Regions from separate parts of the Homo sapiens genome. Here region 1 is linked to region 2. A link is a loop called in an ENCODE intact Hi-C map of the cell type or tissue named here. Cell type or tissue: sigmoid colon. All regions are shown on one strand. Links, peaks and the distances in the headings refer to the core of each region. The heading gives the core; the rest is flanking DNA. Region 1 overlaps SPACA3 (sperm acrosome associated 3). Region 2 overlaps MYO1D (myosin ID).

What was found. Peaks named below come from ENCODE experiments on the same cell type or tissue, not always from the same donor. Only the 100,000 strongest peaks of a DNase experiment are listed, where the experiment ranks them.
Region 1: it touches region 2 in a loop (18-fold over the local background); 55 of 110 quality-filtered maps call a loop at or near these places.

What each region holds. Positions count from the first base shown.
Region 1 is chr17:32,992,366-33,008,619 of GRCh38, forward strand. It overlaps SPACA3 (sperm acrosome associated 3), which reads left to right. Exons shown (of 5, transcript NM_173847.5): 2 at 3,044-3,352; 3 at 4,478-4,636; 4 at 5,080-5,158; 5 at 5,347-5,512. The coding sequence ends at 5,413. Among named protein-coding and RNA genes, the nearest start is that of SPACA3, 8.6 kb to the left of the region's middle. RefSeq lists an enhancer at 9,980-10,515. In sigmoid colon, for the core only: CTCF peaks have their summits at 6,149 (motif pointing left) and 6,349; a DNase peak (open chromatin) is centred at 6,136; H3K27me3 peaks cover 1,720 bases.
Region 2 is chr17:32,774,447-32,790,700 of GRCh38, forward strand. It overlaps MYO1D (myosin ID), which reads right to left. Exons shown (of 22, transcript NM_015194.3): 2 at 6,130-6,338; 3 at 4,034-4,127; 4 at 1,418-1,583. Among named protein-coding and RNA genes, the nearest start is that of MYO1D-DT, 94 kb to the right of the region's middle. In sigmoid colon, for the core only: a CTCF peak has its summit at 9,250 (motif pointing right); no DNase peak of the experiment used is centred there; H3K27ac peaks cover 355 bases.

The sequences.
Region 1 (16,254 bases), core at 3,145-11,144, 220 kb after region 2:
CACCAGGTTGGCTGCCTCCTCCTTCTCACTCCCCTCGCGGTGAGAAGAAGGTCTCATGTCCCTGTGGCCACGCCTTTTGTGGACTTGAGTTTCAGAAGCAGCCACAGAGCAGCTACTCCATGCCAGCAACTCTGCAGATAAATAAGACATGCAGATAAATAAGACCAGCCGCCGTTCTTCAGAAGTTAACTTTGTGGTGGGAAAGACTGACATCTATTCCAGCCTCGTGTGACAGAGGATGTGGAAGATCGGGTGTGTGAGAGTGTGGGGGGTGGTGGCATGCCAGGAGACTCTCACTGGGGAACACACCTCTGATAAGACCCTTCAAGTATGAGTCAGAGTTAACCATGTAGAGGAAAGGAGAGGGTGAATGTTCTAGAAAGCAAGGTCATTGTGAGAGAACAAGGTGGCACTGCTGAAACATAACGTGTGAATGAGGGAGTGGGCCGCAGGGCTGGGCTGTGAAGGGTCGTGAAGGGCCGTGTGGACCTCGAAGGGGCAGTTATGGTGGGAGCCATCCAAGGTGTCACAGGGCTGGGCTTTTCATTTAACAAATTTGTTCTGATGGATGTGTATAGAATAGCTTGGAAGAGTGGTTGAGACATGATACAAGAAGACCATGAAGGAAGCCAGGATGGAGGTGTGAACCTAGGAAAGGACGGTGCTCTCGGAGGGAAGGTGGAATCCACAGGACATTGGGACTGATTGGTTGGAACTGGGTGAAAGATGTCATGGGGAAGGAGTGAAGAATGACATTCATATTTCCAGTTTGGGTAAATGTGTGGCCCATCATGTTTTAAAGCACATAAGGAAAGTCACAAGGCAGAAGAAGGCATTGATGGAAACAGTGGTTCTGTTTAGATGTGCTGGGTTTGAGGTGCCTGCAGGGCATTCAAGTGGAAGTGTCCTGCCAGTAGCTGCCTCTGAGGTCTTGGGGAAGATGCCACAGGGGTTGCCAGCCTTCAGGCGGTGGCTAACAGCAGGGCTGCCCAGGGGGTTTCCTCAAAGTGGAAGAGAAGAGGGCTCAAGGCAGGAAGGCCTTAGAAAGCATATCAGCGTTTATGGCCTGGGCAGAAGTGAATTCCACGGAGGATAAGGAGGAGAGTCAGCCAGAGAGGGAGGAGGAAACCTGGGAGAAGGGAGCATCGTGGAAACCAGGAGAGGCAAGCCTTTCAACAGCGGGTGGCGGACGGCATGAGTACAGCTGAGAGCTCCCATGAGACAGAGTCGAAGGGGGCCTCCTTGGACCCGCAGAGCAGTTTCAGCGCGCGGTGATGGCAGGGAGGCCAATTCACCAGGTTGGAAAACAAGCGGGAGGGAGAAAGTGGCGATTTTCCCCAGGAGTTTGGGCGAGAAGAGGGGGAAAGAGACAAGGGAGTAGCAGTCAGCATGAGACTTGAGGGAAGGCATTTAGAAGATGGAGACTGAGAAAGTCTCTACGAGCAGGGGAAGGAGGAGCAGGAGGGGAACGGTGCTAGCGCGCCGGGAGAGGAGGGACAACGGATGGAGCAAGGCTTGGTGATGGGAAGGACAAATCTAGAGCTTAGAGGGAAGATGGGCCTGCATGAGATTGGAGGCCCCGTACCCAAACAATGACGGGGTGGAGATGAGGGCGAGGAGGCTACTGATGAGTTTGCAAGTGAGCAGGGCTAAGGCAGAAAGAGGAAGAAATTCCACAAGTGAGCACCTTGCTTTTCTTAGTGCAGCAGGAGACGAGATCATGTTCTGAGAGCCAAGGGGTGGGACAGCGTGGCGTGCTAAAGGACAATACTGAGGGTTTTCATTTCCTGTGAGGGAAATGGGAGAGAGAAGTCTGAGCAGAGACAAGCGCGAGTACCAGTGTTAGTTGTAGTTCATAACAGAAACAACAACTCACTTATTTTTAGTGCCAAGAGCTACGCTGTGCCCACGCCTTTTCTCATTTATTCTTCCAACAATCATATGAGGCAGGTGTTACTCACGTCCTCATTTTATAGAGGAAGAAACAAGCCTCAGGGAGGGCCCAAAATCAGAGATGGAGCAAGGAGCAGAGGGGGGCTTCCAACCCGAACCTTGCTGCAAAGCCATGACCTCAACCACTTTGTCATCCTCGGGGGCATTCAAGGTCCCGTGGAGGTTGGAGACCAGGGACACCAATTGGCACAAACAAGAGTTTGTACAACTCTTTCACTTTTTGACTCTGTGAAGGTGGAGAGCAGGTGTGGAGGCGCAGAGGTCAAGAGAAGCATGGGAAGGCTTGTCAGAGGTGGTGGGCAGTGGGATAGGAGCTCACAGAGGTGGGGAAATGCGGGTGAGGACAAGAAGCAGGGATGACCAGGGCAGGGGAGGGACTGGCTGAGACACAGAGGAACTGGAGGGGACTAGGTCTGGGGAGATGAAGGAGCCCTGATGCTGTGACACCCAGGTGCTAATGTCCTCTGTGATTTGGGGGACTGGCCACACACAGCCAATGATGACAGGGCAGGGAGGTCAAACCAGACGGGCAGGCTGGGCTTCCAGGGAGAAGGGCTTTTTGCAGGTTATGGTTTAGAAGTGGTGGTGGGGGTGGAGGAGACTCTCGGGACATCTTGGGGTCTTGTGTGTGGAGAAAGAGCAGCTTCCCCTTGAGCGGGCTATAGGGGAGCAGTGTTCTGGGGGAGACCTTGTTTCAGTTAAGATCTGGAGATGGAGGGTCAATGCCAGAAGGGCTGTCCCTTGACAGTTGGGCTGAGAGACCCATGAACACACCGCCTGGCCATCCCCTCCGGGAGCATCTGCTCAGTGGGGCTTTGGATTTATAGAACTTTGTCTCCATCCAAACTTCGCCCCTTCCTAGTTATAAAATCTTGGGCCTCAGGACTAAATAATCCGTAACGTGTAATATGGAGCTTACAATAGGTTAGTTTTCTTCCTGTCTCTGGCCTGGGTGGTGTGAAGCAGGATGGGGAAGGAGAGGGGCTGGTCTCGGGGTCAGGGTGATGCTGATCAGGAATGCAAGGGGGCTGATACGTGCTGCTGGAGCCTGGCCTTCTGCCCACCCCTTCTCTCCTCTCCCCTTTCCCAGGGGTGCACTCAAGCCCTGTTTCTTCTCCTTCTGTGAGTGGACCACGGAGGCTGGTGAGCTGCCTGTCATCCCAAAGCTCAGCTCTGAGCCAGAGTGGTGGTGGCTCCACCTCTGCCGCCGGCATAGAAGCCAGGAGCAGGGCTCTCAGAAGGCGGTGGTGCCCAGCTGGGATCATGTTGTTGGCCCTGGTCTGTCTGCTCAGCTGCCTGCTACCCTCCAGTGAGGCCAAGCTCTACGGTCGTTGTGAACTGGCCAGAGTGCTACATGACTTCGGGCTGGACGGATACCGGGGATACAGCCTGGCTGACTGTGAGAACCCCTCTCCCTGGCGGGCCCTGACTTCCCCACACCTCCCTCCCTCTTTCCCTCCCTCTCTCCTTCTCATTCAAGGGCTGTGGCTTCGGGAGCTTTTAGAGCCCTTCTGTAAACTGAAGATGATTTGAGATGGCAGGTAGAGAACAGCCAGCACGGAGTAAAACACGCAGTAGGCAGGCAGCAGGCAACCAAATTGGAGTCACCCCTTCATTTCCCCCTGCTGCTAAAGTCGGGGTCAAAGGAAACAAACAGCTCAGTCCCCTAAACTTAACTATGGCCACAAGGATCAGACATTCCTTCTGAAATTAGAAAAGACAAACTGAACAGAGCAGTCATGCCAAACTTTTCAAGCTGGTGGCAGTTTTAGATGGCCATGTGGGAAGGGCAGTCATACCGGGGCTCATCTTTCTAACAGGTCGAGCACCCTCTATAGATTCCACCTGGGTCTTCCTAATCTTGTTACTGAAGATTTAGCACTTGTAGGCTGGGTGCAGTGGCTCAGGCCTGTAATCCCAGCACTTTGGGAGGCCAAGGCAGGTGGATCACTCTGAGGTCAGGAGTTCGAGACCAGCCAGGCCAATATGGCGAAACCCCGTCTCTACTAAAAATACAAAAATTAGCTGGGCATGGTGGCAGCTACCTATAATCCCAGCTGCTTGGGAGGCTGAGACAGGAGAATTGCTTGAACCCGGGAGGCAGAGGTTGCAGTGAGCTGAGATCACGCCACTACACTGCAGCCTGGGCAACAGAGTGAGACTCCGTCTCAAAAAAAAAAAAAAAAAAAGATTTAGCACTTGTAGATTCATTCAACAAATTTATTGGGCCCTACTATGTGCTGAACAATGAGATAATGGGAAGACTGCTGGGCTAAAAGTCAAGAGGCCTGAGGCCAGCCCCAACCCATGCTATTTGGTAGCTGGATGGGACCCTGGGTGAGTCGCTGTGCACCTCTAAGCCTCGATTGATTGGTTTGCAAAGCAGGTGGGAGGCACCTGCCCCAATCACCTTGATCAGGCAGGAGAGGCTCGGTGGAGCCAGCGTGGGACCTGTGCAGTGAGCACCCTGGTCTGGGGTGGCTGTAACCATCTGACCCCCAGGCCTATGCTCTGCCCTATGCAGGGGTCTGCCTTGCTTATTTCACAAGCGGTTTCAACGCAGCTGCTTTGGACTACGAGGCTGATGGGAGCACCAACAACGGGATCTTCCAGATCAACAGCCGGAGGTGGTGCAGCAACCTCACCCCGAACGTCCCCAACGTGTGCCGGATGTACTGCTCAGGTAGCTGGGCCTGGGCCCAGGGCTGGCAGGAGTCAGGCCCTGCATTAGCTTTTGTTCCATTCCCAGTTTAGTTTGCTACCCCCATCTCTGAGTGAGGGTTCCCCCACATCAGGCTGGGCCCACGGAGGAGAGGGAGATGGGACAAGGGATGAGGGTAGGTCTTCCATCAGTCTGAATTGGGGTCCCAGATAGGAGACTGCCTTAGGGCTATAGGAATGGAGGGAGGATTGTTTCTGATGGAGGGGGAGAGGGATAGGGTTGTACCTGTGCTTCCGGAGTGGTTGAGACAGGATTGGATTTAGGCGAGTGGAGTGTGTGTGTGTGTGTGTGTGTGTGTGTGTGTAGAGAGAGAGAGAGAGACAGACAGATACACACTCACACACACACACACACACCTGGATGTCTCCTGTTCTCTCATTGTGTTTCTCTGCCTATCACCCCAGATTTGTTGAATCCTAATCTCAAGGATACCGTTATCTGTGCCATGAAGATAACCCAAGAGCCTCAGGGTCTGGGTTACTGGTAAGTAACTTGGGCTGGAGCCCCGCAGCGGTGGTATGGTTAGGACTGGTGGGCAGCAGCAGGGAACAAACCCCTTTCCTTCCTCACTTCTGGTTTAGAGACCACACTCTCCTTCTTGTTCTTCTCTGGGCGGTGACTGGCAACTGCAGCTGATATTATCTCTCCTCTTCCCTGTTCTCCATCCTCAGGGAGGCCTGGAGGCATCACTGCCAGGGAAAAGACCTCACTGAATGGGTGGATGGCTGTGACTTCTAGGATGGACGGAACCATGCACAGCAGGCTGGGAAATGTGGTTTGGTTCCTGACCTAGGCTTGGGAAGACAAGCCAGCGAATAAAGGATGGTTGAACGTGAATATGGCTCTCAGCTCTCAGTGTGTCTGCAGGTGCCATGTCAGAGCCAGAGCACCTCCGTTTTCCCTCACCTCACCTGTCCGCTTGGGCTGGGTTTCCAGTGGACTCCAGAAAGCCCAGCACCAGAGGCTTACCTCCATTTCTGGTGGCCTGTGGGCAGGTGTTTGGGGGGGGCACCAGTGCATTTTTTGTCTACCACACCTGGCAAAATTTGGGTCTAGGGTGGCCAGATTTAACAAAACAAATACATAAGAAACAACAAAAACAGGATGCCCCAGTTTAATTTGAACTTTGGATATACAACAGATAATTTTAAGCATGTCCAAAATATTGCATAGGAACATATTTATATTAAAACTATTTGACGTTTATCTAAAATTTAAACTTAACTGGGTGTCCTATGTTTTACCTGGCAACCCTAGCTGGATCTAGGGCTGTGCACCTCTGGCTTGATTGGGAAGGTTCTTGGGACACTTTTTTTCTGCAGCTTTGGTTGCAGATGGTGGTCACTGTGCTTTGGCCCTCCAGCTGTGACTACTAACACACACCCCTGCCAAGCCGGGGGTGCTGCTTGGTCGCGGGAGAAGAATGACCACCCGGAGCTTCTGCTTTCACCTTGCTCTCTGGTGCCCTCTCGTGGCGGAAGATTCAAGTGCCGCTGATAGAGACGGTGCGCTCACTTTGCCCACTACTGCTAGGAGTTTGGAGGATGGGACGGGAGTGACCGTGGCTTTCAATCCGCACAGCCAGTGCAGCCTTCTGCCTTAGTCAGCACACGAGAAGCCCAGAAAAAGATAGCGCGGTCCCCTGCTAATCTGGGACGACTGCCTCTAAAGGAGGAAGGTGGGTGGGTCTCAGGATCGCAGTGGATGTGGTGGCAGCAGCAGCAGTTGCAGAGATAGGATGATGTGTGAGAAGCCTGAGCCCTGAGTTCAGACTGTAGATTCTTCTGAAAAGGTTCCAAAGAAACCTGTAAGCACTGAACTGTTGGTTGAGGCATGGCTGGTGACTCTTAGGGAGAGGAGGGGACGACACTGTCGCCCCCCACCATCCTCCTCCACCTAATTCAGCCACCCTGAATGCCTCCGGGTCAGCATACACCAGAGGGGCGTGGAATGTCCACAATTAGCGAGTCAGGCCAGTTTCCTTCCCCTGCTGGTCTGGTCAAGATGATGATGAAACTTGAGAGCGACTCATGCAAGGGGACAGAGTGGTGAAGAACCCTGCTGGCAGTAGGGGCATCAATGACTAATGGAGCTATTAAATCATAAGTAGGGAGAAGCTGCTGTCTTTTTAACATCAAGGCAAACACGGTGTGCCTACCATGTGCCATGCATTATCTAATCTAGACCCTAGAACAATAGCTATGATGCAGCTACCATTATGACCACCATTCCACAGACAAGGGGAAACAGAGGCTCAGATGAGATAAATTTGCACCCAGCTCAGTGTGACTCCACATGTACGCTTACTCACTGTACTTTGCCAAGGGGTTGTTGTTATGGTCATCTGGCCTGGGACCCATGACCCATCCATCTTTCTTTTTTTTAAATTTATTTTTTGTAAGACAAATTAAAAATTTTATTTATTTTTATTTGTACAACTAATGGGGTACCTGTGTGATTCTGTTACACATATAGATTGTATAGTGGTCAAGACAGGGCTTTTAAAGTATCCCTCATCTGAGTAATGTACACTGTCCCCATTAAGTAATTTTTCATTGTCCACCCCCCTCATACCCTGCATTGTTCTGAATCTCCATTGTCTATTATTCCAGTCCTTTTTTTTTGAGATGGAGTCTCACTCTGTCACCCAAGCTGGAGTGCAGTGGTGCGATTTCAGCTCACTGCAACTTCTGCCTCCGAGGCTCAAGAGATTCTCGTGCCTCAGCTTCCTGAGTATAGGTGCCCACCACCGCACCTGGCTAATTTTTGTATTTTTAGTAGAGATGGGGTTTCACCATGTTGACCAGGCGGGTCTTGAACTCCTGACCTTGTGTAATTTGCCCACCTTGGCCTCCCAAAGTGCTGAGATTACAGGCATGAGCTACTGTGCCCGGCCCCTATTATTCCAATCTTTATGTCCATGTGTACACATTTTTTCACACCCACTTAGGAGTGAGAACATGTGACATTTGACTTTCTGTCCCTGGCATTTTTGACTTAAGATAATGACCTCCAATTCCAACCATGTTGCTGCAAAAGACATGATTTCATTCTTTTTTTAGGGCTGAATAGTATGCCATTGTGTATATACATCAAATTCTCTTTTTCCATTCATCCATTACACTTAGGTTGGTTCCATATCTTTGCTATTGTGAATAGTGCTTTGATAAACATGAATGCAGGTGTCTTTTTGACATAATGGTTTCTTTTCCTCTGGGTAGATACCCAGTAGAAGGATTGCTAAATTGAATGGTAGTTCTACTTTTAGTTCTTTGATAAATCGCCATACTATTTTCCACAGATATGTTAATTTACACTCCCACTAACAGTGTATAAGAGTTCCCTTTTTTCTGCATCATCACCAACATTTGTTGTTTATTGCCTTTTTAATAACAGATATTCTGATTGGGGTGAGATGATATTTCATTGTGGTTTAAATTTGCATTTCTCTATAATCAGTGATGTTGAACATTTTTCATGTAACTGTTGACCATTTATATATCTTCTTTAAAAATGACTATTTATGTCCTTTGCCCACTTTTTTTTTTTTTTTGAGAAAGGGTCTTGCTTTGTTGCCCACGCTGGAGTGCAGTGGTTTGATCATGGCTCATGGTAGCCTTGACCTCCTGGGCTCAAGCAATTCTCCCACCTCAGCCTCCTGAGTAGCTGAGACTACAGGCATATGCCACCACACCTGGCTAATTTTTGTTTTTTTATAGAGACAAGGTTTCACTCTTTTGCCCAGGTTGGTCTCGAACCCTGGAACTTAAGCAATCCTCCTGCCTTGACCTCTCAAAGTGCTGGGATTTTAGGCATGAGCCACCATGCCTGGCTTGCCCACTTTTTAATGGGATTGTTTCTGTCGTTGAGTTGTTTGAGTTCTTTGTATATGCTACATATGAGTCCCCTGTTGAATGAATAGTTTGCAAATATTTTCTCCCATTCTACAAGTTGTTTATTCTGTTGATTATTTCTTTTCCCGTGCAGGATCTTTTTAGTTTAAGTCCCATTTGTCTATTTTTCATTTTGTTGCCTGTGTTTTTGAGGTCTTAGTCATAAATTATTTACCTAGACTAATGTTCAGGAGAGTTTTCTCTAGGTTTCCTTCTAGTATTTTTATAGTTGTGAGTCTTACATTTAAGTCTTTAATCCATCTTGAATTGATTTTTGTATATGATGAGAGACAGGGGTCGTTTCATTCTTCTGCACATGGCAGAAGTTTTCCCAGCACCATTTGTTGAAAAAAGCGTCTTTTCCCCAACGTATGTTCTTGTCAGTTTTGTCAAAAATCGGTTGGCTGTAAATATGTGGCCTTATTTCTGAGTTCTCCACCCTGTTCCACTGATCTGTGAGTCTGTTTTTTATACCAGTACCATGTTGTTTCGGCTACTATAGCCTTGTAATATAATTTGAAATCAGATAATGTGATGCCTCTGGCTTTGTTCTTTTTGCTTAGGATTGCTTTGGCTATTTGGGCCCTTTTTTAGTTTCATATAAATTTTAGGATTTTTTTTCTAATTCTCTGGAAAATGATGTTGGTATTTTGATAGGGATTGCATTGAATCTGTAGATTGCTTTGGGAAGTATGGTCGTTTTAATGATATTAATTCTTCCAGTCCATGGTCCAACCATCCATCTTTGAAGGATTCGTGCCTTCTACTTCAACTTCAGACTTCTGTTGCCTGCCTGGCCTGGTTGCTTCACTGGGTCCCATTCAGCTTGTCTGGGAGAGGAGCCCAGGAATAGGTGTAGTGAAGCTCTTGGAACCAAAGAGAACATTGTTAAAGGATTTGGGGGCTGTGAGCAGTGATGATGGCCACAGTCTCTTCAAGATGGGGCTGGACTGGGATCAGGCCTGGACAAGGGACCCTGAAGGCCTGGGCTGGGTGGTTGACCAGGAGCAGGTGAAGACGGAGCTGGAGAAGGAGTATTTAGGGAAGAGGGCCCTGATCAAAGCCAGGGAGGCCTCCCTTGTTATGAGGGCTACAGAGTGTGCAGGCCCATCTGAATGTAGAGGCCAGGGGAGCCTCTATGTTCAGAGCTCAGCTCCTGAAGGACATGCTCAGGTTGGTGAGAGTAACCAGGCCATGTCCTGGTATCTCTCTCCTTCCACGTCGCTCACCCCACTTACCATGGGCCATTAAGTCTTACCTCTTTTACTTTCTTTATATCTCTAGAAACTCTCCCTCCTTTCTATCCACATGCAGCTGCTTTAAATCAAGTCCTCATCACCTCTTCCCAAGGACGATTGCAATGGCTTCCTAAGAGTGTTCGTGTCTCTAACCTTGGTCCTTGCAACTCCACCTCCTCCCTCAGAGTGAGCTTTCTATCTTGTTTCTGCCTTGCATCCTAGGCCCAATAGCTTTTCTTATCTTATAGGGTTAAAGTTCAAGTTCCTTGGGTTGGTATACAAGGTCTTTCATGACCAAGACTCAGCTGACTGCTACAGATTCAACTCTCACCTGTTCGGAAACTTTTGCTCTAGCTAGTTTGTGTCCTTGGCGGTTAGTTTCCTGAGGGTAGCATGCTGCTTCACGCCTTTCATTATCACCGATCATTCTTCTCCCATTCATTACACTCTGTCCCTTGAATGCAACAAGCTGTTTGCACCACAGGGTCTCTGTACCTCTCTCTTGTCTTCCTGGAATTTTATTTCTTCAGATCTTTGTTTTGTTTTGTTTTTTTGAATTTCAAGCTGTAAGTTTTTTTATTACAGAAAAAATTTTGGTGCCATGTGTTTGTGGTATCGAGTGAGTAGAATACAAAGATAACCAAAGGTAACCAGTGTTAACCCAGGGCTCACTTGTTCACACTTTAAATTTCCAGTTTCTTAAATAGATTTAATTTTTGGCGTTAGACTCCTATCCTAGCTGTTTGATTGCTTGATACATAATTAAAACCAAACATGTCTAAAGCCACACTCCATCCTCCTGAAACAATATCCTTACCTTACTTATGTTAATTTTAGTATTCTTCTTCCAGTCACTCAAATTTGAAAATACTGTCATCTTTGACTTTTTCCTCTCCATTTGCCACAGCCATCCTATAAGGTCTCTGTAATATCTTCAACTTCCACCGCCCTTTCAGATCTTGTTGCTTCCAGTCAAGTTTGAACTGTGCCTCTCACATAGTATTCTTTTTTTTTTAATTATACTTTAAGTTCTAGGGTACATGTGCACAACGTGCAGGTTTCTTACATATGTATGCATGTATACATGTGTTTTGGTTTTTTGAGATAGGGTCTCACTCTGTTGCCCAGGCTGGAGTACAGTGGTGCGATCATAGCTCACTGCAGCCTCCTGAGTAGCTGGGACTACAGGTGGACGCCACCACACCCAACTAATACTTTGATATTTTTGTGGAAATGCATTTCCTCAGACCTTTGGGTGACGCTCCCTTTTTCTTCAGTCAGGTCTTGTCTCAGTTTCACCTCCTCAAAGTGACTTCTCTGATTGCTGTAGCTGAAGGAGTCTTTCCCCTCTTTGTCACTATCTTGGCACTACAGCATGCTCCATTATCTGAAATTATTCCATGCACCTCTGAATTTATGTATATCCCCTTTTCACTTGCCTATGCTAGATTGTAAGCACCATGGGGGCAGAAAATTTGTTCGTTCCTTATATGTCTACCACCTAGAATAGTACCTGGCACATTATACTCAATAAAAAAAAAAGAACCTGTTGAATGCATGATTGATGCATGAATGAATGAATGGTAGGCACTCAGCTAATGTTTGCAGAATCAGTGAGTGAATGGGGCTTGATACCATCTAATATGCAACAATTGATTCAATGATATTACTTAATCACTACCTATGTGCCAGACCCTAGGCATCTCTCCAGATGGACCCACTGCCACCCCCTGCCCCATGCCCCCGGGGATCCCTCTCTTGGGGAGACTCTCTATCCCTCAGCCAGGTAACCACCCTGGCTGCTTTTCATACAAGTCCTGCCTGCCTCCTTCTTGCCCATATGTGGTGTAGAGGGAGCTCAGCATGGTTTGGGCAGTTTGGCAGAGGTGGAGCAATGGGGTTTTCTCCTTTTTCCTAGCCACCTGACCTTGGGAAAGTCACTCCACCTCTCAGAGCTCAGTGTTCCTCATGGGCAAGAGGAGCAAATGAAGGCCACCTTGGAATATTGTATCAATTGCACCTGTAATCTATCATCGTAATCCATAATATAGAGCAGCGACGCGCCCAGCATAGTGCCTGGCACAGAGTGGGGCTTCAGAAATGCTGGCTCATCTGGTTTTCCTGAGCTCTGGGGGTAGCAAGTTCCAACCTACCTGGGGAGGAATGGGTGGGAACAGGACATGCCTGCCCCAGTGACCAGGGCTTCCTTAGGAGACCTGTACTGTGTCCTTCTCATTGTTTGCTAAGAAGAGAAAGAGAAAGGGGAAGGTGTGAGGAGGAGAAGGAGGAGAAGGGGAATGGTTTGGGAAAAGTAGTAGACAGTCCTATGGAAAGTAGGGGAGAATTCAATGAATTTTTGTTACTTTTCGTAAGTCTCCCCCTTCTTGGATTAGTTTGGCTGCAGGAGACAGATTTAAAATGGGCTTTTCTATATCTTTTGTGCTAAGGGTGGATTGAATGTTCCTGGGGATGATTGGCTTGCTAAGGTGCTGTCCCTTCTCTACCTGTAGGTACAGGTGAGGGTGGCAGAGGCCCCTGGCAGCTGAAGGAGGCTTTGCGGGGTGCTCTTTCTGTGTGGTCCATGCCCTCAGCTGGGTATGGTGGTTTTTCTCCACTCTGAGCACTGGCCTGAAGCTTCTAGGGTAGGGAAACTGTGGGAGGTGGGCCAGTCAGAGGGCACCCAGAATTTCCTGGACCCCATCACCTCTGTGCCTATGGCAGACATTGCAAACTGAGTACAAGCCTTTGTCTTTACTGAGCTGGCATGTGTCCAGGAATCTTTCTTTTTTTTTTTTTGAGACAGAGTCTCCCTCTGTCGACCAGGCTGTAGTGCAGTGGTGTGATCTTGGCTCACTGCAACCTCTGCCTCCCGGGTTCAAGTGATTCTCCCACATCAGCCTCCCAAGTAGCTGGGACTACAGGTGCGCACCACCATGCCTGGCTAATTTTTGTATCCTTAGTAGAGACGGTTTCATCATGTTGGCCAGGTTGGTCTTGAACTCAAGTGATCTGTCTACCTTACCCTCCCAAAGTGCTGGAATTACAGGTGTGAGCCACCACGCCCAGCCAAGGAATCTTTCTTGACAGTTCAATGGTAGTCACTCTCGATGGAGTTGGCATGTAGAATGGGACCTCTTTATCATCTCTGACCTACCCTATGTTGGCCATCACAGCAGCACAGCATCCGGAGGAGATTGAGATGGTCATCCCCATTTTTAGGAGGAAACTGAACCTCAGAGAAGTTCTAGAGCTTGCCCAAGGAAGCACAGTTGGCCGGAGCTGGGACTTGGATGGGGCTGCCAGGTTGCCAAGGCCATGCTTCATCCTCAGCTGTCCCAGCTGCCATAGCTGCACTAGCACTTGGACTCTCAGCAGGCTGCCCCCTGGAGTGGGAAGGCACAGTTGAGGGGTGGGGGGCAGTGGAGAGATAGCCCACCTATCCACAGGGGATCCATCATTCTCCAAGCCCTCCAGCTTCTCTTCTGCCTCCAAGTCTCTGCCCAGGTATCTGTTCTGCAAACTTGCTTGCCTGGCAACTTCTACCCATCTCTCAAGGCTTCAGTCAAAACCTGCTCCGACTCAGCCAACCAGACCCAGGTGTTTCTGCCGCAATGAGCACACTGTGCCCTGGGTACCTTTGTAGCTCTTGCTGCTCAAGTCTTTCTTTCTTTCTCTCTCTCTTATTTCTTTCTTTCTTTCTTTCTTTCTTTCTTTCTTTCTTTCTTTCTTTCTTTCTTTCTTTCTTTCTTCTTTCTTTCTTTCTTTCTTTCCTTCTTTCTTTCTTTTCTTCTTTCTTTCCTTCTTTCTTTTTCTTTTTCTTTCTTTCTTTCTTTCCTTCCTTACTTCTTTCTTTCTTTCTTTCCTTCCTTCTTTCTTTCTTTTCTTTCTTCCCTCCCTCCCTCCCTCCCTCTCTCTTTCTCTCTCTCTTTCTTTCTTTCCTTCTTTCTTTCTTTCTTTTCTTCTTTCCTTCTTTTTCTTTTTCTTTCTTTCTTTCTTTTCTTTCTTTCTTCCCTCCCTCCCTCCCTCCCTCTCTCTCTCTCTTTCTTTCTTTCTTTCTCTTTCTTTCTTTTCTTTCTTTCTTCCCTCCCTCCCTCCCTCCCTCTCTCTCTCTCTCTCTTTCTTTCTTTCTCTTTCTTTCTTTTCTTTCTTTTTCTTTTCTTTCTTTCGACGGAGTCTCTCTCTGTCTCCAGGCTGGAGTGCAGTGGCGCAATCTTGGCTCACTGCAACCTCCGCCTCCCAGGTTCAAGCGATTCTCCTACCTCAGCCTCCTGAGTACCTGGGACTACAGGCGTGTGCCACCACGCCCAGCTAACTTTTGTATCTTTAGTAGAGACGGGGTTTCACCATATTGGCCAGGATGGTCTTGCTCTCTTGACCTCGTGATCTGCCCACCTCAGCCTCCCAAAGTGCTGGGATTACAGGCGTGAGCCACCATACCGTTCAGGTGTTTCTGTACATGCCTGTTGCCCACCTCTGCCCACCTAGACTGTGTCTTCTTGATATATGAATTCCCAGTACCTAACTCAGTGCCTGGCACATAGTGAGCACACAGAAAATGCTTGTGGAGTGATGGGGTCAGGGCAGAGACTCCAGCATGGTACTGGGAAGTTTCCCTCCGGGAGGCTGGTTGAGCTGGGTGTGCTTTGGTGCCCACCAATCACTTTGTATTGGGCCTATTTTAACTCAGATAGAACTGCTTTTGTAAAGAAGCCACAAAAGGCAGAATTACACTAAAGACAAATGGCCTATAATGGTGATAAGTTTGCCACTTCCTTCAGAGGCATGGGGGAGAGAACAGCTTCAAGGAGGCAAAAAATCCAAATTCTCCAACCCAAAGCATCACTCACAGTCATTATCAGGGGGCGGATTTTCTTTTCAACAAAAAGCAAAACACCATTGTGGCCTTGCTCAGAAACAAATGAGATGTCAGCAGTGGGGCATGTTTGGAGGCTCAGTGGCAGCCAGCGAACATTATGCATGCATTCCCGGGTGCAGGGCATGCAGGGGGCATGTTCTTGAAGAACCAGGCCATGGGGGTGTCTGCAAAGTGGACGTTATGGTTGCTTCTTATGTACACAGGTCTTTTCCTTCAGCCCTCGAAATCTCCACATGCATAAAATAATTTTATGAAATCACGTTTCCAAGTTTTTCTGTTCATATTCATTTTCTGCTCGTTCATTCATTTTGCCATCTGTGAGAACGCACAAGCTGCAGCAGGTGCCAAAGGTTTAAAAAAATTATGGGAGAAAACAACACTGATCAAATGCTATCTATCCTTTTATTTTTTCTTCTTTCTGTAAATTGAAAAATGACAGTCATTATGTGATTTTAGGAGAAGAAATGTTGGTTGCATTTTGTGGTACTGTGGCGTTCTTTTGGAGGATTGTTTAGCACTTTCTCGATCAGGGTGACTTTGCCTAGCATGGGTGGACCCCTAGAGGATCACAGATGGGCTCTGGGGATCCATAACCCTCCTGAAATTATATGCAAAAATTTTGTTTTGTTTTGTCAAGTAGCTGGCACTACAGGCATGCACTGCCACGCCTGGCTAATTTTTTGTATTTTTCAGAGATGGGGTTTTGCCGTGTTGCTCAGGCTGGTCTCGAACTCCTGAAGTCAAGTGATCCTCCCACCTCAGCCTCCCAAAGTGCTGGGATTATAGGTGTGAGCCACTGCACCCAGCTTGTAGGCAAAATTTTACGTATATCTATGTGACCATGTGCAATTTTGGGGGGAGAGAATTTACAGCTTCATCTTATTTTTAAGAGTCAGTGATCCAAACAAGATTAAACATCAATGTTCTACGGGAAGAAAAGAGAAAAGAAGAAAAGATAGAAAGTGTTTTATACACTTAAACTTATTTAATCCTCATAATAAGCCTGAAAACTAAGCATCAGCATTTCTGTTTTATAGATGGAGAAATGGGGGCTCTGAGCAGTCAATTAAATATTTGCTTAGATGCCTGACATTCACTTACAACTTCAACTCATAGACTGTTAGAGTCGGGAGGCACCAAAGGGATTATCTGTCCATTTTCATCTCCTTCCCTTTTGTAGAGGAGGAAACTGAGACCCATAGAAGTGAAGTGAACTGGGCCTAAAGTCATGTGGTCAGTTTGCAGCAGAAACAGATTAGAAACTCAGTCTTCTGGCTGGGCGTGGTGGCTCACGCCTGTAATCCCAGCACTTTGGGAGGCCGAGGTATGCGGATCACCTGAGGTCAGGAGTTTGAGACCACCCTGACCAACATGGTGAAACCCGTCTCTACTGAAAATACAAAAAATTAGCCAGGTGTGGTGGCTGGCACCTGTAATCCCAGCTACTCGGGTGGCTGAGGTAGGAGAATCGCTTGAACCCAGGAGGCAGAGGTTGCAGTGAGCCGAGATCACGCCACTGCACTCCAGCCTAGGTGCGACAGAGCCAGACTCCATCTCAATAAAAACAAAAAC
Region 2 (16,254 bases), core at 4,262-12,261:
TGGGGAGAATAGGAAGGAATGCTTAGGGAGGAATATTCTCAACATTCCTTTCCCCAGGGTCTGCTGGCATTTCAAAGAGCAATGCCTTATATCCTGTAATAAAAGTCAGTTGAGCAAGATCAATCCATAGAGACCTCTGCCTTAGATGGTTCCAAAAATACTGCTGTTAGGAGAGGGTTCAAAATATGAGTTCATTCAAAAGGATCCTTTTGATTGAATATGTATTACACATAAAGTGAACTGATGAAACATTCTGGAAAAAGGACTGATAATAATACCTGGCATTTCCTGTCCTTTTTCAACTGACTCTGATAATACATTTATTTCCTTAACAGTCCGACTTCAATATAACAAACAAAAATAAAGATTATACTTCATTATATGGCCATAAAGGATGCTATGGCCTAACTGGGATAGGAAACCCTTAACTGAGAAAACCTGTCGGCTTAGATCTGTATGAATTCAAGGTGGAGACTTGATTTTATAAAGCACAAGCTTAACTGTAAAAATGAACTCTATGTATTCTCTTGCAGTCATGTCCACTGATAATCAAGATTAGTTAAGACACAACCAGCTGGGTGCAGCAGCTCATGCCTGTAATCCCAGCACTTTGGGAGACTGAAGCAGGAGGGCTGCTTGAGCCTAAGAGTTTGAGACCAGCCTGGGCAACACAGGGAGACCCCATCTCTACAAAATAAAAAAAAAATTGCTGGGTATGGTGGGCCATGCCTGTGGTCCCAGCTACTCAGGAGGCTGAGGTGGGAGGATTGCTTGAGCCTGGGGGGTTGAGGCTGCAGTGAGCCATGTTCATGCTACTGCACTCCAGCCTGGATGACAGAGTGAGACTCTGTCTCAAAAAACACAAAACCAAACCAGACACAACCTCTCTGGTGGTCCCAAGAAGAAAATTCTAATTGGAATCCTCTAGAAATTGGGCCTATTTTAAGTTTTTACTGACCAAATACAGTTCGCTTCATAATTAGGATGTAAGATCACAAAATACATATATGTTACTATAAAGCAATGAACAAATAGAAACTAGAAGAAAATGAGATATCAAATTAATTAAAATTAAAATGTATAGAAGATGGTGATGTATAAAAAGGCTAGAACTGATTAGTCTTAGATTGACTTTCGGTTAAACCTTACCCAGAAGCTGGCACACACTCATACCTGTGCCCCCACCCATTCACACGCATAGCTAAATCTATCTACAAAGTCCACAACTTTTTCCAACTTGACAGTGTAAGTGCTAAGAAGAGAAGACAAAAGGAGAATACCTTATCATAAAAAGCTAATGAAGAAGGGAGAATAGGATTTAAAGCTATTTTGAGTCAATAAAATAAATTCTATAAATATAATTTGTTTAAACATTCAGCACTTAAAACATTACCCTCAGAAATTAAGCATATTTTACCTTTTCTAGTAAGTAGTTATTGATATGCCCACCAATAGGGTCACCCTTGAAGTCAAAGTTGATATCCATGTATTTTCCAAACCTGCTTGAGTTGTCATTACGGTTGGTTTTGGCATTTCCAAAAGCTTCCAAAACACAGTTGGACTTAAGCAACATATTCTTCACTCTTTAACACAGATAAATGAAAGTCATTATAAAAACTTATAGAGACTAGAATTTTTTAAAAACTGGATTTTGCTAAACCACATACAAATATTTATACAAAGATGCTAACTCCAGCACTGTTTGCAATATCAAAAAAAAAACAAACAAATTAATGTCCACCAATAGGGATAAAAATAAATTTTTGTTTCCCAATATAATGAAATACTATACAGGTGCTAAAAAGAATGAGGTACATCAATATGTACTCACATGGAAATGTCCAGCATATATTAATGAATATAAAATCAAGTTGTCAAATAACATGCATTGCAGGATCCTTGTGTGTGTATGTGTATGTTCACGTGTGTGTGTGTGTGCATACACATGTATCAGCAAATGCTTAAAAATCTGGAGGGATCAGCACACCTTACTATGGTTATCTAGACAGGAGACTGATGGAATGGGCAAGGTAGGATTTCAGGGAACTTTTACATCTTCAACTTAATTCTGTAATTTTTGTTTTTCATTTTATAAATGTACATATTTTATCTACATAAAGAAAATTTTTAAAAAGATGTGTTCTGAAAAGGGAAAGAATAGGTGATACAGAAAATGATACAATTTTTAAGGCACTTGCTTATAAAACCTGGAATTGTGACATTTTATTGTACTTAGTTATACATCATAAATTTAATCTTCACTAGTTCAGAAATTGCTCATTATTTTCTTTGAAGCTGTATGGAATTTCTCCTTTGTACCAGCCATTTAATGCATTCTTTATTCGACGAATGCTAACTTTCTATACAGCAGTCCCTCCCAATGGATACATTTTAAACTTCATGCTATATCCTTGTTTTCATTCCACTGATAAAATTCTTCTTATACAGGCATACCTGCAGAAATAACTTTGGCCTCTGAAATAACTTGATGTAGAAGATCTACTGTTACTCCCGCTAATACTGGAGAGTTCAACCTTATCGCCTCATAAATGAAAGCATATTTTAAAAATATGTGTGTGGGGGGAAACTGCTTGTGATAAGATATGTTTGTGAAAGACTAGTAAATTTATATATGCCTTACTCTACTATTGTAGGTGTGAAATTAATTTATTTCTCATCTAGTTGCTCTCCTGAGCTCCTAAGGAAATTAAGAAAATTTACACATATCCCTGTCCTTGTCAAACTAGATTGTAAAGTCAGAGTAAGAAGGAGGGATATGTTACAATTAAGAAAAATGCCTCTCCTGGCCCAGCAATGCAGCCCAATATGATGAAAAGAAGAAAGGCTACGCAGGGTAGTGAAGTGTAAGTTCTCTTCTTTTACATCAACCCAATATCCTTTCTTCCTATTTATAAAACTGAAGATTGTTATGTGTAGATGAGGTGGGACTCTTTACTAAATTAGTACTGAGCTTTGAAGTAACCAATTAGGAAAACAGTTTCTCTCTTCAAAAAGGCTGCACCACATAAGAAAGTGAGTCTTGTTGCTTTATAGCTATCATCCATTCATCCCTTAAGTATTTGTTAAGCAAATACTATGTGCCAGCTGCTCCCCTAAATGCTGGGCCCCAGACAGTAGAGATCAGCTTTATTACTCATCTTCCCATGAGCAATAGCACAGTATGGCATGAAATCCTTTTAGAAAATGAATCCTGTTCGGCCGGGCGCGGTGGCACATGCCTGTAATCCTAGCACTTTGGGAGACCGAGGCGGACGGGTCACGAGGTCAGGAGATCGAGACCACAGTGAAACCCCGTCTCTACTAAAAACACAAAAAAATTAGCCGGGCGCAGTGGCCGGTGCCTGTAGTCCCAGCTACTCGGGAAGCTGAGGCAGGAGAATGGCATGAACCCGGGAGGCGGAGCTTGCAGTGAGCTGAGATCGCGCCACTGCACTCCAGCCTGGGCCACAGAGCGAGACTCCATCTCAAAAAAAGAAAAAAAGAAAATGAATCTTGTTCAGAAATTCCACTGTCAGTGGATTCTGAATGTTGTAATGATGATGATGGGAAGGCATGGGTCTGCCTTCCAGAGTCCCACTTCTCTCAGAACACAGTTTTTTAAAAACCCTGATGTGGTGCAAAGAGCAAGGAACCTGTGAGAGTTTGAACAATAAAACCTACCAGTGTAAATTATAACAGCTCTGCTGACCACATTTAAGTCAACAGTAATAAACCAGGATGGGAACACTTTCAACTGTTTCAGAGTAATGATTCTTTTGGTCTCATAATTAGGTAAAGCTTACCATAGTATTATTTTTCTATTAAAAACAAATCTAGAAATGGATACAGTGAAATAAATAAAAGTACAGAGACAATATGCACTTAAGAGAATCAAAGTAGCTTAATCATCAAAAAATGCTCAGCCCATAGGTTTAGACCCCCAAAATGCTCAACCCCTAGAGTTTAGGTCTAGCCAAGTCCATAGAGAAAACAGAGTGCTAAGAATTCCTCCCCATTATTAGAGTGCTCTTACCTTTCAACCTCTGCTCTCTGACTGGGGTTGGTGATGGCCGCAATATACTGCATAATGTACTTACTGGCTTCCGTTTTACCAGCTCCACTTTCCCCTGGGGGGAAAAATTGTTCAGGGCTTAACATAATAATTTAAACCAAGAGTAAGCTAATTTTTAATAGAATAATTTAAAAATCTGATACTGGTGATGCATTTAAAATCCCACATGTTGCACTGTTTCATTTTTTTGCTTTTTTGAGTTATTTCGTCCTGCCTTGATATGGTTAGTGGTTCTAACAGACCTGAATATGATGAAGAAAATAAAACTATTATAAAACTAAAATAATGAGTAGACTACAAATAAAGATTTACTTAGGAAAAAGGTACTGATGTGGTAAACTAAGACTAAAGTTTTAGTACTTGGTAGGGACTCATAAGTCTAGCAGAAATGAAATAAGGTAGTGAGTCAAACAGTGGTTACAACTAAATTCATATAATCTTATTTTCTATAAGAGAATTTCTTTTAATCTTAAAGGGGACAAAATAATTCGTCTAAAAAATTAAGGTTAGAGTAATTTTAGTGAAAAAACAAAACAGCAAGCTCCAGACACAAGGTATCATAGAAAAAGCATGACAATTGGGATAATGCTGGGGGATGGGGAAAAAGGAACCAATTTTGAAGTATCTTCGAAATGTTAAATGCTTATGCCTTCTGACTCAAAAATTCCACTGGTAGAAATTTCTCCTAAGGAAATACTAAAAAATACTAACATAACCAAATAATAATAATGTTCAAAGCTTTTAAAACATTTCTATAGACTGTACTGTAAGTCATGGCTAAAATCTGGAAATTATATATCCATCAGTAGATAACTGGATAAATTATGATTCAATTATTTAAATGGAATACTATACAATTATTAAAAAGAATGCACTAGCTCTATAGAAACACCAATGAAAAGATATTTACTATATATTATTAAATGGAAAAATTAGTTATATAACAGACATAATTCTATATATAATTATATATTTATAATATAATTACACATGCAATTATGACTGTATTTGTTTGCACATCCAGAGAAAATGTATAAAAGGATAAACACTAAACTGTTAACAGCTGTTACTGCTGGAATTTTGGGAAGAATAAGGCACTCAAGGCGAAGAAACGTTTTGCTTTTACTCCACACACTCATATAATTGTTTTTATTCTCCCCTTTAAAACCCAGTAATACTGTTTTTGTGATTTGTTTTAAATAAAACATAGTCCTAGGATATAATTTTCTAACTCCAACACTAAGTTACTTAACTCCTCTGACCTTTAATATTCTTATCTATAAAGTAGAAAAATAACTGTTCTACATACCAGAGAGTTGTTTTGCTCACCAAAATGGAATAATGATTATAAAAGTGTTTCTAAAAGCATAAAACCACCAGTGCAAATGTGAGGTATTATTAGCACCTGAAGAAATTCCCACAATTTGGGAGAGGCCATCCTGGGTCAGTGAACAGATATTTTTCCTGTCCCCATTTCACTACATAAGGGTCCTTGAAGGGCTCCCCTTAACGTAGGCAGTTTGGCTCCAGTCCTCAAACATGTGAGGTGTGTACCCTATCTCGTGCCTATCTCCCCCCTTGTTGGGCTTCAATAACTCAGCCCCTCAGCTCTGAAAGCTTATTTTTGGCCCCCACGCCTCAGTAGGTCCCTCAACACTAGTTCCCAAGCACCAGTCTGATTTTGAGTTGATTCTTCCTTTTCACACCTCAATATTTCATTTTCGTTGGTTTCATTTTGCTATTTAAAATAATTTTGTTACATTTTATCCAGACTTTTATGTGTTTGAGATGGAAACATTTTCCATGTCAGCTCAATCTAACAAATTGGCCAGAAGTCATCCAAGTGTAATATGTATTCATAAATGAACCAAGATTAGAGGATGATCAGAAATGATATAAATAATTTGGTATTTAACGTTCATCACTTTTCTCTCTCCTATAGAATTGCTCAGGCTTCTACCTTTAAAAAAATATTTAATCAATTGTTTGGATTCTTGAGTATCAAACAAATTAAACACATTGTGACTTTGGAAATACAGGGGATCCCCTCCAATTACCTGATATCACAATACAAGTGTCTTTTGATCGCCTCTTCATAGCCTTGTAAGCAGCATCCGCAATAGCAAAAAGGTGAGGCGGTCTCTCATACAGCTCACGGCCTTTATACTGCTCAATTGTGTCTCTTCCATAGATGTTCAACAACTTGTAAGGGTTCACAGAAACGACGACTTCTCCAATGAACGTATAGATGCGCCCTTTTTCAAATCTGTACAGAAGCAAAAGAAAAGGAAGACGTAGCTGTGGTTACAGAGAAATGATGTATCTGTCCTGTGAGTCTCTTATTTCCAAGGAAGTCCAAATATCCTAGGAATGATTTCTGAACTGACGTTTCATTGGCTCTGAGTTAACTTGTAGAGAATGTTTGAGGCTGTGCCCCTTCAGATGCCATTGGTAGAAAAGACCAGTAGGGGTTAAAAGCCAGGCAAGAAGGAAGAATTTAACTTGTTGGAGGCTGGGATTTCCTGTTTCCAAAATACAGAAGGGTAAGAAGATGAAAAAGCTAAAAAGAGTTGAAGACAATCTCAGAGCTCTAGGAGGAAAAGAAATAGAAGTTAAAGTAGATCTTGAAATCCACTTAGTCAGATTTTCAATTTTAAAGAGGACTGTCATATACATTTATTTTTTTCTCCCTCTTGAACCTCACTAAAATGTTAGTAAATTAATATAAACAGTAAAATCCATAACAGAGAGAATGGTGGAGGAGACACTTCTGCTCTAAATCAAACTTATTTTTTTATGACTGCCTAAAGTTCCATGGTGTCGATATATCATTATATATTCAACGATTCCTGTTCCTTCCTGCTTTCTATGAACAATACTGCAGAAAACACTCTTGATACATAATCTTACAGATTGGTGCTTTTACTTCTGTGGTATAGATTCTCAGGAATGGGACAGCTGGTTGAAAGGCATGTGTATTTTTAAAGTATATATAATATGATTCTACCTTTTCCCCATAAAATAGGGTTAAAAATCTAATCATACGTATTTGTATCTGTACACAGATATATTTTATAAATGAGTACATAAGTGTGAAAAAATATAGACAAATACATGTTATATTTTATGCATCATTTTATACACACAGTAGGGTTATGTGGAAGGAGAGAAATAAAGAGGAAGGCCACATGGGCAGGTGAGAAGAGGCCACAGGACAAAAAAAAAAAAAAAAATACAAAGCTTGAGTAGGTATGCTATGACTGCAATTGTGCAACTTTATGTGTCTATTTAAGAAAATTTTTAAATATAAAATTCAGAAAACCCATATATGTCCACTGTTTTTACACAGTAATCCACACATAGAAACATATGTGGCCCAGAGCTTAGATGTTTCCACATAACAAGTGGTTACCACCAACATGCTCTACCAGCTGAGAGATACTGGTAGACATCTCTCTCACGTCCAAGAACTGAACAAAGGGTGTGCCCTGACAGGCAAAATGCTGGTTCACAGACAGCATGTCTCTAAGCACGCTTGCTTCATGGCTGGTGGAGCAGGAGAAATAACTAAGCATTTGGGACCAAAAAGCAAGAACCTTAAATTTCCTTTAAGCTGGAATGAAGGCTGTTGGCTATAATTAGGAATGGAAACAAACAGATGTTGATAATTTCAACAATAAATTCAAACCAAGATTTTTATCAAGTATTTAGAGTATTTTAACAGTTATTAACTACTTCAAGGTTTTCAGTGCATTTTTCTACTATGGGTTTTCTATGTATCCTCTCAGTTGTTAGGAAGTTTACATGGCAGCTAAAAGCACTGATTTCGAGTCCTTTACATCTGGGTTTGAATGCTCACATTGCAAACTCAATAGCAGTGATACCTTGTGAAAGCTACTTAACCTCCATGTGTTTCAGCTTATTCATCTGTAAAATGGTCATAATTATACCCCTCTACCCTCGGACATTGAATAAGTACTTTTTAAAAAAGATCATTAATAGTATGCTTCTGATTATGTTATGCATAAGGGAGATTTTTAAATAACATTTTTGTTTTATAAACATTGCTACTGAAATCACAACAATCCTTACACATGAGGAATGAATGAATTCAATTATCATAATCCAATTCTCTGGCCAGACGCAGTGGCTCTTGCCTATAATCCCAGCACTCTGGGAGGCCAAGGCAGGTGGATTACTTGAGACCAGGAGTTTGAGACCAGCCTGGGCAACATAGTGAAACTCCATCTCTACCAAAAATACAAAATTAGCTCGGCGTGGTGGTGCACACTTATAATCCTAGCTACTTGGGAGGCTGAGGCGGGAGGATCGGTTGAACCTGGGAGGCGGAGGTTGCAGTGAGGCAAGATCGCACCACTGCACTGCAGCCTGGGCAGCAGAGTGAGACTCCATCTTAAAAAAAAAAAAATCCAATTCCCTGACTCAGCTGTCAGTCAACTACAAGTCACAAGCAAAATATCTATATAACAACTGTTCAAAGACTCGCGAAAATAAGCTAAGATTCACTACGCAAGTTTTTCTGGCTTAACCTGCAAATTTGCAGTACATGCTCAAGTATCTCCAAGGAAAAGAATCAAAAGGGCACGATTGTTTAGTTTTGAATAAGCACTGTCCAAACAAAAAAAAAAAATGAAGAAAAGCAGCAGAAGAATGTCTCATGAGCCGGGAACTCTGCAACTAAGAGTCACAGCAAATTATGTATGAGATTAGACTATTTTAAGATTCCATGTTGGTCCAATGATGTACCTTCTTTTTCACTGGATAATTTTTAGAGCCACTAATAGACCATTATGCTCTAAAATAATATTTTATTACAAATAAAATATTTTCTATTAACCTATAGGCACCATGTATAAAATAATTAAATGGCTTGGCACAGTGGCACATGCTTGCAGACCCAGCTATTTGAGATGCTGAGGCAGAAGGATCACTTGAGCCCAGGAGTTTGGGTCCAGCCTGGACAACACAGCAAGATCTCATGTCTTAAGAAAATAATTGAATGCATAACTATTAACTCAAAGATAGTGGCAAATATTAACAGAATATGATATTAAATACAATGCTTCAGCAATTCACAAAACGTTAGAAGCTCATTTTACTTGAAATTCTAAGTTTGGTTATCAAATACAAAACTTTCAATTTGGTTGGGTCTTAAAAATCACCACTAGGTGGTGCCAATATACACCTTAACAGCAACTCAAATTTCAGTTTGCATTGGAAAGCCATAGGGTAGTAAGTAAGCACTAAAGTAATATAGTCGCTTACTCTGTTTGCCTCCAGGAAGAACTACTAATTATCCTAGATGACAAATAGGATGTTATCATCTCTTACAAGAGACCAAGGAAGGTGTTCCTATGACTTCTGTGTGCAAACCTTTCATGACAAACTTTTATAATTATTCAGTATCTACTTTGTGCCAGATACCGGGTCAAACCCTGGGAATTAAAAAAGGAGTGGAGAACAGGAAAGCATTGTACATAAATAACAACAATATAGTATGATAGGTAAGGTAATAAAAGCATGTACTGTAGTGACAAAGATTATCCCAATAAACCACCTTCAGTGAGGAACACTAAGAGTAAGAGCATACAGGGTCTGGCCTCCGGGTTTCTGTTGACTTCCATCTACCAACAACACTTCCACCCACCAAAACCTCCCCTACCACTTCTCTCTGTCTCTGTTGCTCTTGTTCTCATTAATGAGCTAATTACAGTTCCCAAGAGCGCCATGTCTTCATGGTTTTGCCCATGGAGTTCATTCTGCCTCACACCTTTTCCTGGTTCCTTCTTCCCCATGTGCTTGCCAGATTCCCTCTCCTTCTCCAAAAGTCTAAGCACTAGGTCCTCTATGGAGTCACTCTTAATACTCTACCTCCAACGTCAGTTTTATGGTCTTTGCTCTGTTACCTTTTTTTTTTCCTTTTTAGAACTTCCTAAATGGTTAACATAAATTAATAGCAATTGATTTTTTAAACTAGTAAGTTTAAAAATATTTATTAAAAGGGACATATATTTTCACTGGCTTTTAAGTGAAACAAAGAGGTTCTAAAAAGTTCTGAATTAGTGAGTAGTAATGGATAAAATATAAAGGTATAATAATGACATTGGCAAACAATAGTTCACTGTAAAGGAATTCTGAAACCTTTTTTTTAAAGTAGCCTTGTTAATTTGCATGTGTCACTTATATATAGGACAATCTATAGTAGGAAGTCAAGATGAGAGGGGCTCCTTCAGATCAGTCACAGGCAGACTACATGCACAACCCCACAGAAAAGGAAGATACTGTGGGGAGGGGTGGGGTATGGAGAACCGGAAGGTGGTTGGCCCAGTCAGAGTAGAAGGCTGTGTTAAGGAATGCTGGGGAACAGTTGGAAATGTACATGGGGGTCAGATTTGATATGATATGAAAACCAGGCTTAGGGAGTTTACATTTGAGGGAGTTTACATTTGATGTGACTGGAAACAAGGAATCAGTGAAGACTTTTCTAGTTAAAGACATCAATAAGGTGCTCAGTGGGGGGAATGGTAGGAGAAATGAGGAAAGGAAAATTGGAGTTGTTTCACGGGGAAACTGGACAGAATCTTAAAACCTACTGAACATAAGGGACAAAAATATATTTGAGTTAGGCAGAAGAGAAAAAGGAATTTATTTCAGATGACCATATCTCAAATGTACTCCTGAAGCGTCTAAGTTAGATTCACCCACTAACAGAATTCAGTGTTATCCTTGGTTGACTTCTTGAAATATATGGAACCAATTATAATCAGGAAGAAAATTCTCTGTGAATGGTCTACTAGGTATGGTATTAACAAAACCTTATTCGTAAGTATTATTCATTTACTTGAGGAGGAACGTACACTTTCTGAATAGGTGTTGCTTAATCACACTGATTTGGCCTGTCTTCCTTCCTTTTTGAATTTAAATGGAATCTTAAGTTACCATGAACGTTCCTATTTCTCAGGAGAGGTGTCCATCTACCCATGCCATTTTTTTTGGCCTTTCACTATCTCCTTAGACAACTCCAATTTAGGTTCCACTCCTGCACTTCAATAAACCTTGACCAAACTTCCCAAACTGCTAAATTCACTGGTTGGTTTTCTATGCTCATCTTACTTAATTTCTCAGTATTTGACACTGACTCCCATTTCCTCAACACACTCTTCTATTGGCTTCTTTGAGCCACGTTCTCTTCATTTTCCTTCTGCTTCTCTGGTTTTCCTTCTCAGTCTCCTTTGCTGACTCCTCTTTTTCTGCTGATCTCTAAATATTCCAGTTCTCTAGGGTTGAGTCTAGTATCACTTCAAATACCATTCAAGGGTCTTCCATTTAAGGAGGATAAAGTAATGATATCTTGGCCCCCTTTCTACCCTCAGAAAATCAACAAGAATAACAAAAACAGAAAAAGACATCGCCTACAATGAAACAAAAAACTAGCCACAACTCTGAACCACAATCTAGGAAGAAAGATTGTGAAAAGCTATGAAAACTAGACCTAGTTGAGGCAGGTTGCTAAGACTGAATATATGCCTCTCCAAATCTCCGGCACTGGAGTAGAGTTCTCCAGAAGTAGGTTGCAGTTCCTGAGTAGCCAAACCAAAAGTCTTGCTAAGAATGTCAGGGTCTCAGTATGCAGGTGGCTTTGGAACAAAATAAGTCCCATTTGACACTTCTAAGTATATGTAAGGTGAGGTTAAATGAAGAAGTAACTAGAAATTCCTTTTTTTAAAAAAAAACAGGCTGTCATAGTGGTGAGGCAAAAGAGAAAAAGTGCAGTGGCTCTGCAGCAGATGATCTTGATAAATGAAAAGAGGCAATGCTAAATCACCTCCCAGAAGTCTCAGACATACATAGGGAACTTGCTTTCTAGTTAGGCAATCTTCTTGCCATTTCAGGGCAGACAGTTGGTGAGACAGGGAATGAGCAGCAGACCACCAAACTCAGTGCATTTTATCTTTCAACCCAGAATGAACCATACCTACTCAAAGATGACAATCATTAGGCCGGGCGCACTGGCTCACGCCTGGAACCCTAGCATTTTGGGAGGCTGAGGTGAGTGGATCACCTGAGGTCAGGAGTTTGAGACCAGCCTGGCCAACATGGCGAAACGCCGGCTCTACTAAAAATACAAAAATTAGCTGGGAGTGGTGGCGCATACCTGTAATCCCAACTACTTGGGAGGCTGAGGCAGGAGAATCTCTTGAACCCAGGGGGCAGAGGTTGCAGTGAGCTGAGATCGCGCCACTTCACTCCAGCCTGGGTGAAAGAGCAAAACTCCGTCAAAAAAGAAAAAAGACGGTCAGTTGAAGTGAACCAGAATGGGGCACATGATAAGATGTCAGAAGAAAAGAAAAAAAAAGTAGGTAGTGGGTAAAACATCTGACAGGCAAAAGGCAGACCAAGAATACCCCACTCCCCCAAAGAAAACCACAAAGTAGAAAAATTATGAAAGAACATTCTGTATGAAAGCAAAGAATACAAAAAAAAATGTAGCTCTCTAAAATAAGATATCAAAGAAGGCATCATTTAAAAGGAGAAATTGTGTTTAAAATCATTTTTTCAAGAGATAAAAAGCTAGAAGAGCTCAAGAAAAAAACCAGAAGAGAGAAAAAAAATCCACAGTAATAAAGGTCATATTAAAAGACATAAAGAGAATGGACACTGCTGAAAATAGAAGGAGACAGGAAGAAAAGGTGGAGAAAAGTAAGCAAAATAATTTTTTGTATTATCTCATTTATATGTAAAATCTTAAATTTTTTTTACCTCAATAGTTTTTGTGGAACAGGTGGGTTTTGTTTACATGGGTAAGTTCTTTAGGGGTGATTTCCAAGATTTTGGTACACTTGTCACCCAAGCAGCAGTGTACACCGTACCAGGTATGTACTCTTTTTTTTTTTTTTGAGACGGAGTCTCACTTTGTCGCCCAGGCTGGAGTGCAGTGGCATGATCTTGGCTCACTGCAACCTCCACCTCCTGGGTTCAAGCGATTCTCCTGCCTCAACCTCCCAAGTAGCTGGGACTACAGGCGCCCACCACCACGCCTGGCTAATTTTTATATTTTTAGTAGAGACAGGGTTTCACTATGTTGGCCAGGATGGTCTCAATATCTTGACCTCGTGATCTGCCAGCCTCAGCCTCCCAAAGTGCTGGAATTACAGGCGTGAGCCACGGTGCCAGGCCTGGTATGTGGTCTTTTATTCCTCGCCCACCTCCCTCCCTTTCCCCTCAAGTTCCCGAAGTCCATTATATCATTCTTGTGCCTTTGCATCCTCATAGCTTAGCTCCCACTTACAAATGAGAACATATGATATTTGGCTTTCCATTCCTGAGTTACTTCACTTAGAATAATGGCCTCCAGCTCCATTCAAGTTGTTACAAAAGACATTATTTTGTTCCTTTTTATGGCCGAGTAGTATTCCATGGTGTATCTATACCACATTTTCTTTATCCACTCATTGGTTCATGGGCATTTAGGTTGGTTTCATATTTTTGCAATTGCAAATTGTACTGCTATAAACGTGTGTGTGTGTGTGTGTCTGTTTCACTTAATGACCTCTTTTCCTTTGGGTAGATACCCAGTAGTGGGATTACTGAATCAAATGGTAATTCTCCATCCTGTCGTTGTACTGGTGAGTTTACATTCTCACTAGCAGTGTAAAAGTGTTCCCTTTTTCACCATAGCTACGCCAATATCTGTTATTTTTTTATTTTTTACTCTGCTGATTATTTCTTTTGCTGTGCAGAAGCTTTTTAGTTTAAGTAGGTCCCATCTATTTATTTTTTGTTGCATTTGCTTTTGGGGTCTTAGTCATGAATTCGTTGCCCAAGCCAATGTCTAGAAGAGTTTTTCTATGTTATCTTCTATAATTTTTATGCTTTCAGGTCTTAGATTTAAGTCTTTGATCCATCTTGAGTTGATTTTTGCATAAGGACCCAGTTTCATTCTTCTACATGTGGCTTGCCAGTTTTCCCAGCACCATTTACTGAATAGGGTGTCTTTTCCCCAGTTGTCAAAAATCAGTTGGCTGTACTCGACTTTATTTCTGGGTTATCTGTTCTGTTCCATTGGTCTACATGCCTATTTTTATAGCAGTACCATGCTGTTTTGGTAACTATAGCCTTACAGTATAATTTGAAGTCAGGTAATGTCATGCCTTCAGATTTGGTTTTTTTGCTTAGTCTTGCTTTGGGGGTGCAGGCTCTTTTTTGGTTTCATATGAATTTTAGGATTTTTTTTCCAGTTCTGTGAAAAATGATAATGGTATTTTGATAGGAATTGCATTAAATCTATAGATTGCTTTGGGCAGTATGGTCATTTTCACAACACTGATTCTTCCCATTCATAAGCATGGGATATGTTTCCATTTGTTTGTGCCATCTAATATTTCTTTCACAAGTGCTTTGTAGTTTTCCTTGCAATCTTTCACCTCCTTGGTTAAGTATATTCCTAAGTTTTTTTGTTTTTTGTTTTGTTTTGTTTTTTTAGCTGTTGTGAAAGGGACTGAGTTCTTGATTTGATTCTCTACTTGGCCATTGTCAGTATATAGCAGTGCTGCTGATTTGTGTACACTGATTTCATATCCTGAGACTTTACTGAATTTGTTTATCAGATCTAGGAGCTTTTTTGATAAAGGGTCTTAGGGGTTTTCTAGGTATATGATCAGATCTCTGGTGAACAGCAACAGTTCAACTTCCTCTTTTCCAATTTGGATGCTCTTTCTTTCTTTCTCTTGTCTGATTGCTCTGGCCAGGACTTCTAGTACTATGTTGAATAGAAGTGGTGAACGTGGGCATTCTTGTTTTGTTCTAGTTCTCACGGGGAATGCTTTCAACTTTTCCCCATTCAGTATGATGTTGGCTGTGAGTCTGTCACAGATGTGAGGTATCTGATAATGGTGACATTTCAAAACAGTAAATAAATATACCAACAATAAACATCAATAAACAGTGTTAGAAAATGGGCTAGTCACTTGGAAAAATAAAAAACACACATCATTACTGTCATAAGTTGAACTGTATTCTCCCAAAAGATACACTGAAATCCTAACCCCTAGTATCTGTGGATGTAACCTTATCTGGAAATAGGGTTTTTGCAGGTGAAATCAAGTTAGGAGGAGGTCATTAGGGTGGACCTGAAACCAATAAAAGAGAAAAATGCCCCACGAAGGGAGAGACAGGGAGAACACTGTGCAATGACAGAGGCAGAGACTAGAAGAAGAATGCAGCCACAAGTCAAGCCAAGCCAAGGATTGACGACCACTGCCAGCAGCTAGGAAGAGTCCAGGAAGGGTATCTCCCTTGACGGTTTTGGGGGGTATTGCTCTGCTGACACCTTGAATTTGGACTTCTAGTTTTCTGAACTGTGAGACAATACACTTCTTTATTTTAAGCCCCCCTGGTTTGTGGTAATTTGTTACAGTAACCGTAGGAATAAAACTAGTTATACTAAAATAAATTCAATAAAAATGTCTCATTCTTCCTTACAAATAAAGAAATGTAAATCAAATCAACAATAAGATATGCTTCTTCACCTATATAGAGCAAGAGTTTTGATAGTGAACGGTGTTAGCAAAAATATGCAACCTCAGGTATCTTCACTGTCACAGGTATCATCTTAACTGATCTGCTCAAACCACTCTCCATCCGTTCCCCATACAGTAGCAAGTATGATCTTAAAATATAAATCTTATCTTACTCTGCATTCCTAGCCTTAAATCTTTTCAATGGGAAACTTTAATCTCAAGCCAATCTGACACACAGACATTGGTTCATCTCATGCCATCTACCTCTGATTACTGTGTGCACTGGCCTTTATTCATCTAAATTCCCCTATCCCCATCATTCCACACCTGTTTGTTTCCTAAATTTCACACAAGTTCCTTATCCATCAAAATTTCTCTATCCCCCATCATTCCACACCTGTATGTTTCCTTTGTAATACCGGTCACAAGTTGTTTTTTGTTTACTTGTTTATTGTCTACCTGCAAAGGAATAGAGGACATATCTATCTTGTTCATGTTTTATCTTCAGAACGATCTTCTCTTTATGTGGACAACTTCACACAATCTAGATACAAACAGCAACTTTTATTCTAGAAAAATACAATTAAATGGTATCTACTCCAACTCAACTTCTGAGACAGACTTTTCATTGCTGGAGAAGAA